Regions from separate parts of the Homo sapiens genome. Here region 1 is linked to region 2. Evidence: read pairs that join two places in POLR2A ChIA-PET (ENCODE). Cell type or tissue: Panc1. All regions are shown on one strand. Each heading gives the region's core, and the rest is flanking DNA. Links, peaks and the distances in the headings are about the cores only. Region 1 overlaps AFAP1L1 (actin filament associated protein 1 like 1). Region 2 overlaps CSNK1A1 (casein kinase 1 alpha 1).

What was found. ChIA-PET counts read pairs that join two places held together with the same protein. Peaks named below come from ENCODE experiments on the same cell type or tissue, not always from the same donor. Only the 100,000 strongest peaks of a DNase experiment are listed, where the experiment ranks them.
Region 1: POLR2A ChIA-PET joins it to region 2 with 5 read pairs; 4 of 35 experiments call an interaction of 5 or more read pairs at or near these places.

What each region holds. Positions count from the first base shown.
Region 1 is chr5:149,337,639-149,340,556 of GRCh38, forward strand. AFAP1L1 (actin filament associated protein 1 like 1) reads left to right here. Exons shown (of 19, transcript NM_152406.4): 19 at 2,369-2,918. The coding sequence ends at 2,392. Among named protein-coding and RNA genes, the nearest start is that of GRPEL2, 6.4 kb to the right of the region's middle. In Panc1, for the core only: no CTCF peak of the experiment used is centred there; no DNase peak of the experiment used is centred there.
Region 2 is chr5:149,499,746-149,502,663 of GRCh38, forward strand. All of the region lies in intron 9 of CSNK1A1 (casein kinase 1 alpha 1), which reads right to left. Among named protein-coding and RNA genes, the nearest start is that of CSNK1A1, 50 kb to the right of the region's middle. In Panc1, for the core only: no CTCF peak of the experiment used is centred there; no DNase peak of the experiment used is centred there; H3K27ac peaks cover 382 bases.

The DNA of each region.
Region 1 (2,918 bases), core at 208-2,707, 160 kb before region 2:
ACAAGACAGATGAGGTCCTGGTTTTCAAGGAACTTCCAAGCCAGTGAAAGGAGACAGATAATACATAAGTGCCCTGTTAATGTAAGAAGATAATTCCAGAAAGTGATACAACTACAAATATATACATATATATATACATATATATAGAAAGGGACAGAGACTGGGAGTAGGGTTGGAGCAATATACACAGTGGTCAGAGAGGGCCTCTCCTAGCAGTGACCCAAATGATGGGAAAGGAACATGAGAAGATCTAGAGCAGAAGCTTTCCAGCAAGAGGGGACAGCAGGTGCAAAAGCTCTCAAGCGTGCCTGATGGCCAGATGGAGGCCAGAGCAGCTGGAGCAAAGAGGGAAAGCGAGCGTGGAAACCATGAAGGGGGAAGAGGCAGGCAGTGCCTGATCATTTATGAGCTGAAATTGCATATCATATTAGAATACATTTAAAGGACAGCTGTTTATTAGCTTCATATCAACACTGCTGTGGGAATCGGCAACATTTTGTCTAGGATCACACCAGCACGGACTTTTAAAATGCATGGCTTGGCCAGGCACAGTGGCTCACACCTGTAATCCTAGCACTTTGGGTGGCTGAGGTGGGAGGATCCTTGAACCCAGGAGTTCGAGATCAGCCTGGGCAACATGGCGAAACCCTGTGTCTACAAAAACTACAAAAAAATTAGCCGGGTGTGGTGGCACATGCCTATAGTCCCAGCTACTCCATAGGCTGAGGTGGGAGGATCACTTGAGCCCAGTGGGAGGGGTGAGGCTACAGTGAGCCCTGATCACACCACTGCACTCCAGCCTAGATGACACTAAGTGAGACCCTGTCTCAAAAAAAGCATGGCTCTATGTCTAGGCTGGAGCTGCATCCTCAGGTTGGAATTGAATTTCAGAGCCTAAGAGGGAAGAGTCTTTATTCTTTCCTACAGTTAGTCATTAAACAAATATTTGTTGAAGACCTACCATATGCCAGTCTTGTTCTAGTTTCTGGTTACATAACAGGGAACCCAAAAAAGTCCCTGGTCTCATAGAGTTGGGAAGACAAGACTTTAAATACCACACATAAATAAAGAATGTGATGCCAGAGAAGATGAACGTCCCAAAGGGGCTTAAGCACAGTGATAGCAAAGACCCTTTCAAGAAGGTGACACATAGGCAGAGACCTGAATGGAGTGTGAGGGAGAAACCCATGCAGGGGGCTGAGGGAAGGACGAACCAGGCAGAGAGAAGAGCAAGTGTCAAGTCCCTGAAGTGGGAAAAAGCTTGGCATGTTTGAGGAACATCAAGAAGATCCAGGTGATTCCAGTGAAAGGAACAAAGAGTGAGCATTAGGAGATGAGATCAGAGAAGTAACCAGTGAGGGGCCAGATCATCTAGAGCAGCAGTCAGCAAACTTTTTCTGTAAAGGGCCAGAGAGTAAATAGTTTAGGCTTTCTGAACCATATGATCTGTTCCACAGCCTCTCAACTCTGCCATTGTCGCATGAAAATAGCCATGGACAATATGAAAATGATGATGAAAATGGCTGTGTCCCAATAAAGCTTTTTTTTTTTTTTTTTTTTGAGACGGAGTCTCGCTCTGTCACCCAGGCTGGAGTGCAGTGGTATGATCTTGGCTCACTGCAACCACTGCAACCTCCACCTCCCAGGTTCAAGCAATTCTCCTGCCTTAGCCTCCTGTGTAGCTGGGATTACAGGTGCACAACACCACACTCGGCTAATTTTTTTGTATTTTTAGTAGAGACGGGGGGTTTCACCATGTTGGTCAGGTTGGTCTCGAACTCCTGACCTCGTGATCCGCCCACCTCGGCCTCCCAAAGTGCTGGGATTACAGGCATGAGCCACGGCACCTAGCCCAATAAAACTTATTTACAGGCACTGAAATTTGAATTTCGTATCATTTTCATGTGTCATGAGATAGTCGTCTTCTTTTGATTTTTTTTTCCAAACATTTAGAAATAGGAGCTGATGGATTATATGAGAATGGACAATAGGCCAGACTTGGCCCACAGACTATCATTTACCAGCCTTTCATCTAAAGCCTTTCAGGCCACTGAGGAACCATGGATCTTGTTCTAACATAATGGATCTTGTTGTGACATGATGGAAGGTTTTGAGCAAAGGGTTTTGGATATAAATTACATTTTTTAAAGACCATTCAGGCAACTATGTTGAGAATGGATGAAGGGACAAGAGATACCAGCATGGAGAAGTGACTTACTCAGGGCCACAGAAAGAGAGAGAGGGGGTTAGAACCCAACGCAACCTGGCTAGTGGAGATCTTCATCTAACTAGGTGCCGTGAAATCTCTTTATCCATGTCACACTAGACCATTCAGCAAATTGATTTGTCTTCTCTTTCTGTGCTTCAGGAATGGGAAATGAAGAAGACCTAGGAAGAGGATGAGGATTTCATTCCAAAGGAAATACCAGCTTGTCCACCTGAGGAAGAAATGCTTTTTTCACAAGGAGACACCAAGAGAAGACTAGGAAGTAGCCCTCGTTCTCCAGGGCACCCAAAATACCAGCCTTTATTGTCTGCATGATTTTAGGGGATATGGGGAGGGAACAAGTAGAAGGGAAGAGGGAAATGGAGAGCATCCTTATGACTTTACAAAGGGTGGAAATGAGGATGGAGGGATACAGAAGTCTGCACAGCTGTAAAGGTTTTATAGATGTCTTTGCCTTCCCTTCTGAGGAAGGGAAGAAGTAATGAAAGCACATGTGAATAACCCCTTCCATCCCATTCACAGCATCGCACTCCCAGTCCTTAAGGCAAAGGGAGGCAGTGCTGAAGCATTGGTGGTGCAGTGTAAAGAGACAAGACCTGATCATCTGATCACACTTGTGCCAACTTGATTCATATTGGGCATTACTAACAACCCCTGGTCAAGGTAAATAGGTTGAACAATCAATAACATT
Region 2 (2,918 bases), core at 34-2,533:
AATTTCAACAGTTTTCGACTTTTTAAATAGAACCAGAAACTAGTTCAAAGGGATATTTACGTAGCAGTAAGGCTTGTAAGTTTGTGATGGGCTTTTGATATTTAGGATCCCTTCAAGCTACAAGACAACTTTTTAAAAGTTATTTTGAATATATTAATTATGCTATGTCATTTATACTAACTTTTCCTATAACATGGTTGTGGGGTTTTTTTTCTTTTTTTCTTTTTTTTTTTTTTTTTTTGAGACGGAGTCTCGCTCTGTCACCCAGGCTGGAGTACAATGGCGCGATCTCCGCCCACTACAAGCTCCGTCTCCTGGGTTCACGCCATTCTCCTGCCTCAGCCTCTCAAGTAGCTGGGACTACAGGCACCCGCCACTACGCCCAGCTAATTTTTTTTTTTTTTTTTTTTGAGATGGAGTCTTGCTCTGTCGCCCAGGCTGGAGTGCAGTGGCGCGATCTTGGCTCACTGCAAGCTCCGCCTCCTGGGTTCACGCCATTCTCCTGCCTCAGCCTCCCAAGTAGCTGGGACTATAGGCGCCCGCCACCACGCCCGGCTAATTTTTTGTATTTTTAGTACAGACGGGGTTTCACCATGTTAGCCAAGATGGTCTGGATATCCTGACCTTGTGATCCGCCCGCCTCGGCCTCCCAAACTGCTGGGATTACAGGCATGAGCCACCGCGCCCGGCCCCAGCTACTTTTTTGTATTTTTAGTAAAGACAGGGTTTCACTGTGTCAGCCAGGATGGTCTCAATCTCCTGACCTCACGATCTGCCCGCCTCAGCCTCCCAAAGTGCTGGGATTACAGAAGCGAGCCACCGCACCCGGCCTTTTTTTTTCTTTTCTTTTTAAAATTATTTAAAATAGCGATGAGGTCTCCCTATGTTGTCCGGATGGTTCTCAAAATCCTGAGATCAAGTGATCTTCCCATCTAGCCTCAAAAATGCTGGGATTATAGGAGTGAGCCACAGTGCCTGGCTGCTTGTGTGGTTCTGTTTGTTGCACAGAATTAAGCTTGGAGAATTTTAAATCAGATTGGCAGTATCTAAAGTTAAAGAATAATTAAAAAAAAAAAACCTGTAATAACTCTTCCTTCCCTATAGAAACTAAAAGAGTATTTAAAGTTGGGAAAGATAAATGACAATTTTAAGTATAGGAGGTATACACTATTCCTAAACTGCATTAAAAAACAGACTGAATTGTTTTGTCTTCCTTATAACAGAATTCATTCTGCTACACATTTCTGACGTTCTGGAGTTTTAAAATACCTGTTTATAATTGATTCTTTCCCCAGCTGGTAGATGGTCTGCATTCAACACCACTGAGTCATAGCAACGCTGTATTCTTCTAGGTCTTCTAACAGTTGTGCTATCATCCAGATGATCTAACAAGTTGCAGAATTTGAAGGTCCAGCAGTCTTGGAGACATGGACTCCAGATGACCACAAACCAACTCTTGCACTTTCATCCGCATTTCCTGTTGGGTTATTTAGATCTTTCCAGCTTTACTGTCCACAGTAAAAAAAAAAGCTGACAAAAATTCAAGATTTCAGCAAGAAGATGCGGTTCCCTGGTACTTCTTAGAATTGAGTGTATTCAGAGCAGTGTGTTCAGACTGTCCAGGTATTTCAAAATCTTCCCCTGTGATGTGGGTGTGCTGCTGAGTGACCAGCACATTCCTAGCAGCAATTGGTGAACTCAGAAAAAGTCAAACTAGACATAAACGGTAGATGCAGCCCAGTAAAACTGGAAGGTAATTCAAGGAAGACTGTGGACATGGTAGGTCAATATGATAGAAAAATAATATTTGTAATCCCCTCTGAATGTCAATACTTTGAGAGCTGTCTATATTATTATGATAAAACTCTGCTTAGTAACTATGGTTAGGGTAGTAAACAGATGGGTTAAGATGATGAGAGTACAGAATAGTAGAATTATCCAAGAATCCACCTTTGGGTTCACTACCTTCTGAAATTCTCCCCCACCTCTGCCTGCCCTCAATTAAAGAAACACTGAACTTCATTAGATTTTGAATGTCCTAAAAATATTTCATTTTCCTTTACTTATTTTTAATATCTTGAAAAATACTTTTTTGATAATCACATATAGTCAAAGGGAGTGAAATAAATTTCGAAGTGTGTTGGGTGTGAATCTTATGTATTTTTCTTGGGAACATGAATAAAAACAGTAATTATAATCTTGTAGTAATTGAACATTAAAAACTAGTATAGATAATAAGTGGCATAAAGAGAAGTCTTTTGATGGATATTGGAATGGAGTATTTGAAAAGATCTAAAGAATATAAGGAAGGCAGAAGTCTGCCTATTATTTAATAGGCCCACATTAGCTAGATAAGCCAGACTTAAAGAATCTTTAAACATTCTTATTAAGTTATTAAAACAACACCATTTTTACTGAAGAAATATCAGATATATTTTTCAAAAATTACCATATAAAACATTAGTAAATGCTACCATTTTGGGGATTTTCCTACATTAGAGATTTACTTGCTTAAAATACACTTATGAAACTTAGTTCAATAATACTAAATCCTCTGAAAATTTAACTCTGTGAAGAGTAATATAAAAAGCACCTTCTAAAAATTCCTTGTTGTGACACAGGGTCTCATCTGTTGCCCAGGCTGGAGTGCAGTGGCATGATCACAGCTCTCATTGCAGCCTCAACCTCCAGGGCTCAGGTGATACTCCCACCTCAGCCTCCCAACACAGCTGGGATCACAGGCACTCACTACTGCGCCTGGCGCTTTTTTTTTTTGGGGGGGGGGGGGTTGGGGACGATGTTGGAGGGAGCTGGGACAGGGTCTTACTATGTGGCCCAGGCAAGTCTAGAACTCCTAGGGTCAAGCAATTCTCCCACCTCAGCCTCCCAAATGTGTTGGAATAACAGGCATGAGCCAC